Linked DNA regions of Homo sapiens: region 2 is linked to region 1. A link is a contact called in ENCODE Hi-C data. All regions are on one chromosome and are shown on one strand. Each heading gives the region's core, a stretch centred on a gene start or an enhancer-like site at or near the end of the contact. The rest is flanking DNA. Distances are from core to core; before and after follow the strand shown. Region 1 holds the start of PSMD7 (proteasome 26S subunit, non-ATPase 7). Region 2 holds the start of VAC14 (VAC14 component of PIKFYVE complex).

Region 1 (7,020 bases), core at 1-2,500:
GTCTCAGCCTCCCAAAATGCTGGGATTACAGGCGTGAGCCACCATGCTCGGCCTCGTGTTTTAAATAAAAACTGAAACCTCATCTATATATACATTTTTTTTTTTGAGACGGAGTCTAATCAGATTCCCATTTAAAAATGTTAATGGGTTAAAACCACAGCTGATCCAGGAAGCCCTTCGGGGTGCTGAGCATCATCCAGATTTCGATAACAGGAACTCGGTCAAATGAAGACAAACATAGATACGACCCTGGGGGCGGGGGTCAGGGCCAAATTGAAGCTAGCCCCCTTAGCCCCACTCCGGCATCATCCAGGCATCATTCACTTTGCATCATTCACATTTCGGTGAAATCAACTTGGTTAAACGAGGATAAACATAAATACGACCCTGGGGCCGGGGTCAGGGCCAAATGAAGGTAGCCACCCTGCACCCCACTCCAGCATCATCCATATTTCGGTGAAACCAATTCGGTCAAACGAAGATAAACATAGCCTTGGGGCGGGGCTAAATGGAGCTAGCCCACTCCGCCCCACCCAAGCATCATCCAGACATCAGTCACTTTGCATTATTCACATTTCAGTGAAATCAACTGAGTCAAATGAAGATACGACCCTGGGGTCGGGGGTCAGAGCCAAATGAAGCTAGCCCGCCTCCGCCCCACCCTGGCTTTATCCAGATTTCGGCAAAACGAACTTCAAAACGAAGTGACAGACACGAGCTTGGGGGCGGGGGTCAGGGCCAACTAAAGCTAGCCGCATCTCCCGACCCCCAGCATCATCCAGATTTCGGTAAAACGAACTTCGGCAAAACGAACTCGGAAAGGGAACTCTGTAAAACAAACAGGCTAAACGGAACAGGCAGCCAAGGCCCCGAAGTGGCGGCGGCTGGGGCAGGGGCGGGAGGCTGGATGACTCCGGCATCGTGAGCCGACGCTGGTCTGGACTCGTGAACAAGTAAGGGTCACCAGCCGCCCTATCTGCGTCCCCAGCTCGTCCGCGGCCGCCGCGCCATCTCCAGCGTGCCCGTGACTCAGCAGCGGCTGCGCCGCCGGCCCAGCTATAGGGCGCTCGCTCACCGGTTGAAATGATCCACCACACTGAGCAGCACCAGGGGGTGGACCACCACCTTCTGCACTGCCAGCTCCGGCATCGCGACACACCCCGCTCGCCAGGCCTGGCTCCCTGCCACACGCAAACACCGGCAGCAGTAGCGGTCACCGGTACCCTTTCAGGCCCAGTTCCTCTTCTTCCGGTTCGTCAGCCCTCGCGCGGCCTCCTTCTTCCGCTCCCAGAGTGCCTCGCGCGGCGGGCCCGGATCTTCGCCACCGCCGTCATTTGTGGGCGGAGAAAGGGCTGGAGAAAGGCGGGAATCGCCCCTCGTCCCTCGCCGTGCGTTTCCCTGGACTTAAGGGCCGAAGGGACACCGGCGACTTGACCTCCTGGTATTGGCCTGTACCGTCACCTGCAGAGGCTTTTCGCCTCAATTCCTTCCCAGCACCCTCCCCCCGCCACCCCCCCAAAGTAAATAGTTGACAGTTTACTTTTCTACCACCCGGAAGAAGTTCACTTTTGCTTCAGGTCAAAATCCTCCGCGATTTCTGAGAGGAACTTTAAATCTCTAACATAAGAGCACGCTTTTAATGTAATTTGGTAATTTATCTCATTCTCGTTTTCATTGCCGGGGGAATTTCTCCTTTATCTTTACTGTGGACACTTTGCAATGAACGTGGCAACCTGCAGGTTTCCACCTGTCGTTATATTACTGCGTAACTAGGGCTAGAAGAACGCAATTGTGCCGTTGCTTTTGAAATCAAAATTTACAGAAGCGTTGAAGAAAAGACGGAAGGAAGGCAGTAAGGAAGTATGTTGTGATATGTAGCTAGGAAAGAGAAGACTAAGGTAGACAAAGACTTAAGCTTATTTGCAGGAGGCAAATTATAAGAAAAATCATACAGGTTTATATCGTCTCATTTGAAGTTGCTGTTTCTGTAAACGAAAACAGTACTTAAGCAACCTGAATTATTTACTTATATTTTGTTCTGTTTTTAAACAATTTTTGCTTTCCCTTTATCACCAGAGGATTTTCCCAACATTTTGGCCTCTTGTCTTTTTAAGGTGGACTTCCTGATCTCCAAATGTCAAGGGACACACTCAGTCTCTCTTATTTGTGGGTGGTGAAAAACATTAGCAAAGATTAGACTGAAATTTGGCCACCAATGAGAGACATTAATGTAGTCAGGAGTTTGAATTTGTCTGCATGTGAATTTATCTTTGTCTTCTGTCTGCAACTTGGCTTTATTTTCAGATTTTCTGCTAGATCTGCAAGGAAGTAAATGGCAGGATATGCTTAATATTCATAATTAATTGAAGAGACTCAATGCTATCTTTATTTTTTCATTTTTTTTTTTGGTACAGTTGGTGTCTCACTATGTTGTCCAAGCTGGTCTTAAACCCCCAGCCTCAAGCAATCCTCCCACCTCAGCCTCCCAAACTGCTGGGATTACAGGTGTGAGCTACTGTGCCTGGCCATTCATTCTTAATTATAACTAGAAAGATATAAGGGTTATGTTAATGGGGAAAGAAAACTAAGAATTATTGAATCTATTGAGTGCCTATAATATGCCAGCCCTGGTTCAGACGCAAATATTTAATCCTTTTAATTAATGCTTCTCAAACTTTGATATGCTTACAAATCACCAGGGGACCTTGTTAAAATTCAGATTCTGATTCTGTAGGTCTGAGATGGGACCTGAAATTCTGAGCTTCTAACAAGCTTTCAGGTGAGGCCCATGCTGTGTTAACAAGGCTTGTAACAACCTTACGAAGTCGGTATTTTCTCATTACAAATGAAAATTGTTGCTCAAATGTTGCTCTCGAGGTGGGCTTTTTCTCACGCTTTGAAAAAATTTTGTCTTTCTCCCCCTAATGTGTTTCTGCTTTAGTTTTCTCCATAGTTTTTACCACTTGTGAATAGTTTGTAGAATTTACTTATTCTGTTCATTCTTTGTCTCTCATTAGAATGTAAGCTCTTGTTTAGTTTGTAAACTCCTGTTTACTTTTTTTTTTTTTTTTAAATAAATGAGAGACAGTCTCGCTCTGTCACCCAGTCCGGAATGCAGTGGCACAATCTTGGCTCACTGCAACCTTCACCTCCCAGGTTCAAGCGATTCTCATACCTCAGCCTCCCAAGTAGCTGGGACTACAGGTGAGCGCCACCATGCCCCACTAATTTTTCTATTTTTAGTAGAGATGGAGTTTCACTGTGTTGGCCAGGCTTATCTGGAACTCCTGAACTCAAGTGATCTGCCTGCCTTGGCTTCCCAAAGTGCTGGGATTATAGGTGTGAGCCACTGCACCTGGCCCCTAGTTTACTTTTATATTATCATTGTCTTGAAAAGTGCCTGGCACATAGGAGACATTCAGTAATTACTATATAAATGAATAATTAGTTATGATAGTGAAATGGAAGATGACAATAAGGCTCAGACATTGGGAAGGATCTTTCCAAGATCACATTGCTGGTCAGGATCAAGCCAGGTTTCTGTGACCCCAGTTCCTAATTGGTTGGTGTGCCTGCTTGCAGCAGTCTTAGGCAAAAGAATTGCATTAATTTTATTAAGATACTAAATTTCAAACTTTAGAAAGTGATATATTTTATTTCACACTGAGTTCACTTTGCAGTTGTACTAAGCCTAAGCAAGCTGTTTCGAAGCTTATTGGGTGTCTCCAATCCTGACTCACTGAAGCAGTGTGAAACTGACTATGAGCTTAAAAAATTATTCTAGTTACACATGATCATTGTGGAAAAATGACACTATTCAGATAAATAAAAATGAATATAGAGCTGGGCATGGTGGCCTGTGCCTGTAATCCCAGATACTTGGAAGGCTGAGGTTGGAGGATCACTTGAGCCCAGGAGTTCATGACCCTTCCGAACAGTAGGACCTTGTCACAAATAATTAATTAATTGAAATAAATTAAAATCACCTGAAATCGTACCACATACAGAAAACTAAGATTAACCCTGGCCCAAAGTGCTTTTTTTTTGAGACGGAGTCCTACTCTGTCACCGGGCTGGAGTGCAGTGGCACAATCTCGGCTCCCTGTAACCTCCGTCTCCCAGGTTCAAGTGATTCTCCTGCCTCAGCCTCCCAAGCAGCTGGGACTATAGGCGCATGCCACCATGCCCAGCTAATTTGTTTGTATTTTTAGTAGAGACAGGGTTTCACCATGTTGGCCAGGAAGGATGGTCTCGATTTTGTGATCTGCCTGCCTCAGCCTCCCAAAGTGCTAGGATTATAGGCGTGAACCACCGCGCCTGGCCTAAAGTGCTGTATTTCTTAAGGGATTTCAGCATTAGCTTCCTAATTTCTCTTTTTGCCTTCCAGTTTTGACCTTCTCCCATCTCCATCCTCCACTCTGCAGCCAGACTTATTTTATTGATTGATTGATTGATTGAGACTGAGTTTCACTCTTGTTGCCCAGATCTCAGCTTGCTGCAACCAACACCTCCTGGGTTCAAGCGATTCTCCCACCTCAGCCTCCCTAGTAGCTGGGATTAGAGGTGCCCGCCACCACGCCTGGCTAATTTTTGTATTTTTAGTAGAGACGGGGTTTCATCCTGTTGGCCAGGCTGGTGCTGGGATTACAGGCATGAGCCACTGTGCCCAGCCTTATTTTAACATTTTTAATTTGTTATTTTTTTAAAAGAGTTAGGGTCTCACTCTGTCACCAAGGTTGGAGTGCAGTGGTGCAATCATTAGCTCACTGAAGCCTTGAACTTCTGGGCTCAAATGATCCTCCTGCTTTGGCCTCCCACAGTGTTAGGATTATAGGCGTGAGCCATGGTGCCCAGCCCCAGACATATTTTTAAAACACCCTTTTTAATGGAAAATCCCTACCCTGTGCAAGAGTAGGGAAAATAGTATAATAAAGCCCATGAACCTGTTACTGAGCTTCAAGTCTCCCTCACTTTTCTTAGGTGAACCCTAGTTCCTCTCCTTAAAGGTAGTCACTGGCTACTAGTTTCTGGCGAATCTTTCGGAAAGTTTTTTAAAGATGTATCTTTTGGCATCTGTATGCATAGCTTTCAAAATATGCAAATGGGCTCGGCGCTGCGGCTCACGCCTGTAATCCCAGCACTTTGGGAGGCCGAGGCGGGCTGATCACAAGGTCAGGAGTTGGAGACCAGCTTGGCCAACATGAGGAAACCCCATCTCTACTAAAAATACAAAAAAAAATTAGCCATGCATGATGGTCGGTGCCTGTAATCCCAGCTGCTTGGGAGGCTGAGGTAGGAGAATCACTTGAACCTGGGAGGCGGAGGTTGCAGTGAGCTAAGATCCTGCCACTGCACTCTAGCCTGGGTGACAGAGTGAGACTTCATCTCAAAAAAAAAAAAAATGCAAATGGAGTTTAACTCTACATAAAGTTCTGAAATTTGCTCTTTTGAGTTAATAATTTATCATTAACACACTTCCTTATAGCAAATCTAGGTCTACATCATCATTAATAGCTGCATAGAATGGATTTGATTTCTTCATAATAGATGCCTTCATCTACTCAGAGGCCCAGCTACAACATCATTCTCCATCAGCCTCTGTAGGCCTGGAAAGGGCAAAAGCTGTGCCAACGGTGTTTCTAGAATCTTTAATTTTTCCACTTAGATAATGACTCTTTTGCACTGTAAACTTTGGCAGTCTTCTATAACCAGTATCTCTGATGTTTTTCTCAATACTCACTTAACAATTTAACTCTGTGCCACTCTTCTAAATACTGGTTATATAGGAATAAACAAAACAAAGCTCTTGCCCTCTTTGAACTTATAGTCTTGTTAGAGGAGATAGACTATAAGCAAATAATAAATGTAAATCCTGTATAATATCCCATATGGTGTCAGAAAGTGTGCTCAGTCTGTCAGACATGCTCACCATGATCAAATGTGCCAGGCCCCAATGAATCATGCATCTGGCCTTCATGCCCTGGTTATCTCCTCCAAAATTGACTGTGAGCTTGGGCATGTGACTTGCTCTGGCACATGAGATATTAGCAAGTGTAATACAAACAGAGGCTTGAGTAACACTCTCATGTTGCAGCTTGTTCTCTTGGAATGCCCACTCTTGGAACCCTGAGTCATGTAGAAAAATCTGGCTACTTTGCAGGAGAGACCATATGGAATAGAAGAGGAATGCTTGGCCATTCCCCAGCTATTCCAGCCATTACAGGCAGGGTCCCAAGAAATGAGAGTGAAAAAACCACTGTGGATATTCCAGCCCTAGTAGATAGCATGTGGAGCAGAAGAACTGCCCAGCTGAGCCCAGCCCAGGTTATAAAATTCTGTGAAATAATAAGTCATCGTTGCTGTTTTAAGTCACTAAGTTTTGGGTGGTTTGTTGTGCAGCAACAGATAACAGAAACACTAGGCAATTTGTGAATTCTTTGTGAACCTAAGGTTCTTGGTAAATCCATTATCTGCCACTCAATGCTTGGTTATATAGCTGCTCCCTAAATGTGAGCTCCGTCACTTACTTTCTCTGTTATTTGCTGCATTTACTCTTTCATTTGAGGGTTATTTAGGCCTGTCATGGAATATCGCTCAGCTCAAGTGATATGATCAGAATCTGAAGAGGTTCCTCAAGCTAGGTAGCATTTTGGAAACATTCCAGCAGGACTGAGTTTGAGAGTGTGGAGAAACTGGAACATGGTAGAGAATAAATTCTTGATGCCTCTGGCACCCTTCCCTGTAATCTTTCTCCCTGTCGTCTCCGACTGTGAAGGTAATAGAAAAGAGCGTGGGCTGTGAGTCAGATCTAGATTTGAATTTTGCTTTTCCTATTCACTGGCTAGGATATTTTAAATGGGTCACTTAATCTCTCTACACCTCAATTTCCTCTATGTAAAAGAGGGATAATAATAGTGCCTGACTCGGGTGAGGGGAGCCAGGGATGGGAGACTACTGGGCTGTCCTGAGCAGAGACATATTTAAGAGAGTAGTGAGAAGTTTATGTTGGTTGGGTAGGAC
Region 2 (6,546 bases), core at 1,881-4,380, 3.5 Mb after region 1:
GGTCCTATAACACCACTGAGTCTAGGGTCCAAATCCTCCTAGCCCCTGAGAGAGGAGGAAGTTCCTTCTCCCTGGGACCAAGAGCCAAGCTCAGATCCTGCCCCAGTGTGAACCCTCTTCCAGGCTGGTTTGAGATTGGGTGCATTTCTTCCCTTTAGGTTTTTCTCGTGCTTCCTTAGCCTCAAACAATAACAAAATAGTCTTATATTAGCAAATTTGGAATGGCAAAGTAGCTTAACAGCAGGCTTGATGAAAATAACCCTTCCAACACATGCTTGTGGAAGTTACATTGGAGAATCCATTCTCAGCAAAGCAGACCAGGAGACTTCTAACTGGGGGATGTTCAGAAAATGTCAGGGTAGCTGTGTGGCAGAACTCCAAGGAGCACTGTGCACAGAATACCATGGGAATGGGGCTCCCTGGCCTCGTTCCACACTGGGCCCCCAGTGAGTGTGGCATGCTAAGTCTAACCACTTCTTTAGGAGCCTCAAGTCAGAGGTGACAATACTGTAACATTGGTGAGGGCCTGCTACATTTCAAGACCTCTACCTAATACCTTAAACCCTGTTGCCCTGAAACTCCAGCTACAATTACATTGCTGTTGGAGAAACTGCTTTGCACAGTTCAAGATTTTGGTACAATTTCTTACAATGTCATCAGCAGCCTCTTGCTACAAGTTATGTCATAACTTTTACATACTTGTAATAGCTATTATGAATAGTTGTTACAGAACTATTACAAGTTCTAGCATAACAACCAAGCATCACACAGATGCAGATGAATTGTAACTGTGAAATAATGACTAGTATGCAGTCAGGCACATCAGTTATCCCCTAGTCTAGAAGAGTTTCAACAGGAATGGTCACAGGTCAGAGAAGAGGAACAAGGGTGGAAGGCAAGGGTAGCCTTTGGGCTTTATTTTTACCACCACTGCTAGCTCAATTATGCATAAATAATCTTACCTAGTTGGCATTTTTCAAGATATTAGAGAAAAGAACCACTTCTTTCTAGGAACTTCTGACCTAAAGGTAGGCATTGGTCTGGGCCTTGAATAAAAAACTGGTTACTTAGCAACCTGAGCCAGAATATAATTTCAGGAGAAAAGAATACTTCTGGTAAAAAAAAAATTCCTTATTGTTTGAATTATTAAAAACTGTATCATTACCCTTGGGAAATTCAGTTCACCTCTAAGAAAAAGCCAAACCAAAAAGCAAAAGAAACATGAAATATATTAGATATGCGTCCCGTGGAAATGCACACACATTGGAGAAATAGAACCAAATCATTCCCATTGATTTACATTTTTTCAGTGTTTTTCATCAACCATCATCAAAATCCTAAAACCAAACTTTGCAAGACATTTGGAGATGTCCTTGGCAGCACTACTACTACTTGTTAGCGCACCTACCTTCATTCATAGGATTGTGTCAGCAAAGGTTTTAACAACTATGAAAACCCCACCTGTATAGGAGAATACATTTTTTATGGATTTTTCTAGACATGATATATCCATGACTTGCCGAGTTTTGGATTAGCCTTTGTATTCATTTTCTATGGCTGCATAACAAATTACCACAAAACTAGGAGAGCAAAACAACACAAATTTATTATCTCACAGTTTCCATGGGTTGAGAGCCCAGTGTGAACTGGATTCTCAGCTCAGGGTTCCACAAGGCTGAAATCAAGGTGCTGGCCAGCTGCATCCTCATCAGGAGGCTCAACTAGGGAAAGATCTGCTTCCAAGGACCCTCAATGTGTTGGCAAAATTCATTCCTTTGTGGCCATATGACTAAACTCCTTACAGGAGAGTCTCTCTTCCAGTTCAAATTTCTTCTAATCTCTTTTAAGTACTCACTTGATTCGGTCAGGCCGACTCAAGTTAATCTCTCTTTTTATTAATTCAATGTCTGCTGATTAGGGACCTTAATTACATCTGCAAAATCTCTTCTGCGATATTACATAATATAATCATGTGAGTGATGCATAGCCCATCATATTTACAAGTCTTGTTCACGCTGAAAGAGGGCATAATACAGGGCATGAACACGAAGGGGTGGGAATATTGGAGGTCATCCTAGAATTCTGCCTACTTTTGCCCTTTACTCATTGCGTCCCTGTTTCTGTTGAGGAAAATACTCCATTTTCAAGACTGTTATAAGGCCTATATATGCACTTTTCATTCATTAAAGAAAAGTATCACCATGCATTCTGAAACTGTTATTCTTTGAGCTCCACTGTAATCTAGCCCTTGTCCTAAGTCCCTGTTCACTCTGAAAGCTTATGATAGGAAAGGCTGATGCACCTCCCTGTTAACTGCATGTTTACCACACTCCGGCCATAAATTGCTTTTAAATATTTTGCCACATAGTTGGGATTTCTGTCTCACCATGTAATGTGATTCCCGAAGCAGCTGAAGGGGCTGCTTTCCAGGGGACCTATCTAGAGACCCGCACTCAGCAGATCTGGGGCCTTTCTCTCTGTCTGTAACCAGCCCTCCTAGGCATCAGAGCATGTTAAACACACCCCCAAATGGTGGAGTGACAGACACTGGTGGTACCTGAGATCTTAGGTGGTAGACAGGTAGTGCCATTTTTAATTGAGAATTTATTTTGATGTGTCTTAGAAAAAATATACCTATTCAAACTCATGGTTTTAGGGCATAAGCAAAGCTAAAAGAGATTTAAGGTATTTTTTAAAGTGAGTTGATTTGAGGAAAACATTAAATAGATAATACAAGTGGCTAGAATATGGTGAAAGTGATGACAGTGTTACTGCAGTTAGGGAAACGTCTGCATCTAGGAAATTGGTAAGTGACCAACTACTGAATGAACTAGTGAATTCGGTGACTATTGAATAAATTATGTTAAGTGAATCAGACTCCAAGAACCCATTCGGTCTTACGAACGTCTACAGAAGCCCACCACGTGCCATCAGTTGGGCGTGAGCTACACACCCATTAAAGCACGTCTCAAACCACACTCCAGCTACCTGGCGCGCAGCGCGATAGTGTGTGCAGTGTGGGTGGAGCCTTCCGAGGGCGTGGCCAATCCACCTGCGGCCTGCGGTGGGGGCGTGGCTGGAGAGGGGCGGGCCCTCGCGACGGAAGGCGGAAGTGCTGTAGAGTCATGTGACTCGAGTAACATGGCCGCTGTCTCGTGAGTCCCGCTAGTGCCGGGCGGGAGTTGTTAAGCGGCCAGGGTCAGGTGTGCTGGAGCGGGGTCCGGGCCCGGGTTCCAGGGCGAGGCGGCGGAGCGTGGCAGGCAAGCCTAGAGCGGCGTGGTCCATGCGCCGGCGCCGGGGGCAGAGCGGAGCCGCAGACTCCCCTGGCCCCGGCGCGGCCCCGGCAGCCGCGGGCTAAGGAGTCGCGAGGTTCCCCCAGCTGCCACCATGAACCCCGAGAAGGATTTCGCGCCGCTCACGCCTAACATCGTGCGCGCCCTCAATGACAAGCTGTACGAAAAGCGGAAGGTGGCAGCGCTGGAGATCGAGAAGTAAGAGCCGCCAGGACCCCTCCCTGGCTATGCAGCCCCTGACTGCTCTGCTCCCCAGGGGGACTTCTCACGCCTTCCCAGCCAGGGTTACTTTCCCAGGTTTTAGGCCCTTACCTTAGCGCAGTGTTTAAGAGCAGATTGGGAGCCATATCTGGGAGTCCCTGCTTTACTCCTGACTGGCTGTGTGATTTGGTCCCAGCTTTTTAACCTCCCGGTGCCACAAAGGGCTGCAGTGAGAATGAAGTGACATCATGTATGGGTAGTGCTTTGCACAGTGCATGGCACATGGTGAGTCTTCGGTGCGGTGCCACCCAAACCAGCAAATCAGAGAGTTGTCTCTGTGGTGAGAGAGAAGTCAGAAGCCGGAGAATTTGCAGGTGATGCTGACCAGCCTGGTTTCTTACCCAGCTTCTGAGAAGTGAAGGAGATTGTTAGTGACCAAGTAGAGAAATCAGGTCGGAAAACTCGTGATCTCAAGGCTCAGAGAGTTTTTTGTTTTATCTGTGTTATAACACCCTTCCCTGCAAGTGGAAGTAGAAATAATTTGACCTTTCTTGCTTCTGCAGTCTTGTTACATGTATGTGTAACAATGATCTGATATTTTACTTTATTTCCCAATGTACAAAACAGCGAAAGTTTAACTGGGGATGTTTTATTTATTTTTTTTTCTGCAGTATTATTTTACTTTTGTGGGTTTTTTCCCAGTCACATTTTAGTGTTAAAGTCAAGTGAGTGAGTGATTTCAGAAAATTGGAAAGAAGCAGGCTGTGAAACTGGAAGAATACCAGTCTGCGAGTCAGAAAAGGTGAATTGTATTTCTGTTCTGTCCAGTAGAGTAGCCGTTGGCCGTGCGTAGCTATTATAAATTTAAATTATTAAAGATTAAACTTTAGTTTCTCAGTCACACTACCCGTATTTCAAGTGTTCAATAGCCACATGTAGCTATTGGCTGCTATATAGGGCAGCACAGATTATAGACTGTTTCCATCATTGCAGAATGCTCTATTGGACTGCTCTAATCTATTCCGTGGTGTGACATTCATTCGTTAACCTGGGGCAAATTCCTTAACTCAGGGTTTCTCAGCCTCTGCACCATTCACATTTTGGGGCAGATGATTTTTGGTTGTAGTGGGCTGTCCTGTGCCTTGCAGGATTTTTAACAGCGTCTCTGACCTCTTCCCACTGGATGCCAGTAGCACTCCATCCGTTGTAACAATCAAAAATGTCTTCAGACATTGCTAAATGTCCCCTGAAGGAGCAAAATTGCCCCGGTTGACAACTGCTGCTTGCAATCCAAATCAAATGTTGCTTTGGATTTTAGTTTCCTCCTAAACTAAAGGGTTCGGACCTTGATAAGAAATCCCCCACCCTGCCTCCATTCAGCTCTCATACTCAGTATGTCCACAACCATCTAGCTGCTTCTCTCATCAGACACCACTTTCTTGACTGCTCCTTTTATATAGCTTTTTGTTTATGCCTGACTCTCACGAATGCTAGCAAGTCTTATTGCACATTGCCATACTGAATAGAGGGACCCAGAAATGATATATAGGCATGGTTCCGTGTCCATGGGGTTTTGTTGGCTTTGAAGTTGCCTTGACACCTAGTTTTGTCCCTCACCCACTCTGCTTCTCAGGAATATCCGGTTTTATTGTAGCTTGAGTCGTCTGTTGAGTCCTTGAAGAGAGAGGTATTCATCTCAACATTATTGTTGCTTCCAGCGCAACCTGTGTATCTGTTCTCACTCTGCACACAGTTCTGTAAGGGTTTTGTCTTTGATCGAGTTCATTTTGTATTGGACATTGCCCTTGATTTGTGGAATTTAGAGAAACTCAGCAGTGCCTTGACTGTGAACTCCTTAAGAGCAGAGAGTTCTGTTTATGTATCTGTTTTATTTATCCTTAGCACTTAGCCTGGCAGCACTTGACAGCTGGTGTCCGAATAAATGAATGACCGTACATTTTCGGTGGGGAAATAACATTGCAGGCTCAGGACCTTGCTGCCCAAAAGCGTGGCCTACAGACAGCAGCATCAGGATCACCTGGGAGCTTGTTAGAGGCTCTGCAGCTTTGCTCCAGACCTATGGAATCAGAATCTGCATTTTAACAAGATCCCTGGGTGATTTGTGTGCACATTAAAGTTTGAGAAGCACTGGCCTCAAAGACCCTCTCATCTGTTTCCAACCTTCTCCAGTCATGCTTAGAATGAAGAATGGCTGGTTAGTTCAATGCCTTCCTCAGAACATATGCTTCACAAATTGCTTAGAGATAGATACTGACTTACTTATCTGTGCTTCACCAGCACCAGCATTTTGCTTGTCTGAGCACTTTCTATGTGTCAGGTACACATAGGATATTGTATGTTTTAATATATTCTTCATTTGGCCTGGTCAAAGTGACCCTCAGCAAACACAGACTATTAATTAATCTCTCATTAATCAGACTGCAGATGCCCAACAAAAGAAGAGTCCGAATATTGGCAGTTATCTATGTAGTGTAAATGAGTCAGTTCATGTGCTCCCTAAATGAAAGTGCTTAGTCCTGTTCTTAGGTAAGTTGCCCCTTTAAGATACCCTATTTCCTGAGAGGCTGCGTGGCATGGTGTTTAAGAGCAGGCTCTGGAACTGGGGTTCAAGCTCCCATTTACTGGCTAGGTGACCCTGAGCAAGCTAATTAACCTCTGTGCCTCAATTTCTTCATCTGTAAAAAGAGCATAATAATAATATGCATAGAGTTGTTTGAGCTAATGTTGTAAAGTGCTGTGTTAGTCTGTTCTTGCTCTGCTATAAACAAATACCTGAGACTGGGTAATTTATAAAGAAAAGAGATTTATTTGGCTCACGGTTCTGCAAGCTGTACAGAAAGCATAGCGGCTTCTGCTTCTGGCGGGGCCTCAGGATGCTTCCAATCATGATGGAGGGCAAAGAGGGAGCAAGGCGTCCCACATGGCGGGAGCAGGAGCAAAAGAGAGTGAGCAGGGAGGTGCTGCACACTTTCAAACAACCAGATCTCTTGAGAACTCACTATCACAAGAACAGCACCAAGAAGATGGTGCT

Evidence for each region. A loop is a pair of places that touch in the nucleus more often than their neighbours do. Pooled maps may share reads with other maps.
Region 2: a loop to region 1 is called in a pooled map, with 30 times the contacts of the local background. The contact joins the promoter of VAC14 here to the promoter of PSMD7 in region 1. A Hi-C loop is called at or near these places in 9 of 50 pooled maps.

The regions. Positions count from the first base shown.
Region 1 is chr16:74,291,044-74,298,063 of GRCh38, reverse strand. PSMD7 (proteasome 26S subunit, non-ATPase 7) reads right to left here and starts at 1,250. Exons shown (of 7, transcript NM_002811.5): 1 at 1,076-1,250. The coding sequence starts at 1,149. RefSeq lists enhancers at 236-1,125, 1,026-1,335, 1,126-2,017.
Region 2 is chr16:70,797,742-70,804,287 of GRCh38, reverse strand. VAC14 (VAC14 component of PIKFYVE complex) reads left to right here and starts at 3,130. Exons shown (of 19, transcript NM_018052.5): 1 at 3,130-3,491. The coding sequence starts at 3,388. HYDIN (HYDIN axonemal central pair apparatus protein) reads left to right here. Exons shown (of 86, transcript NM_001270974.2): 86 at 1-2,204. RefSeq lists enhancers at 3,095-3,154, 2,822-3,444 and a silencer at 3,235-3,424.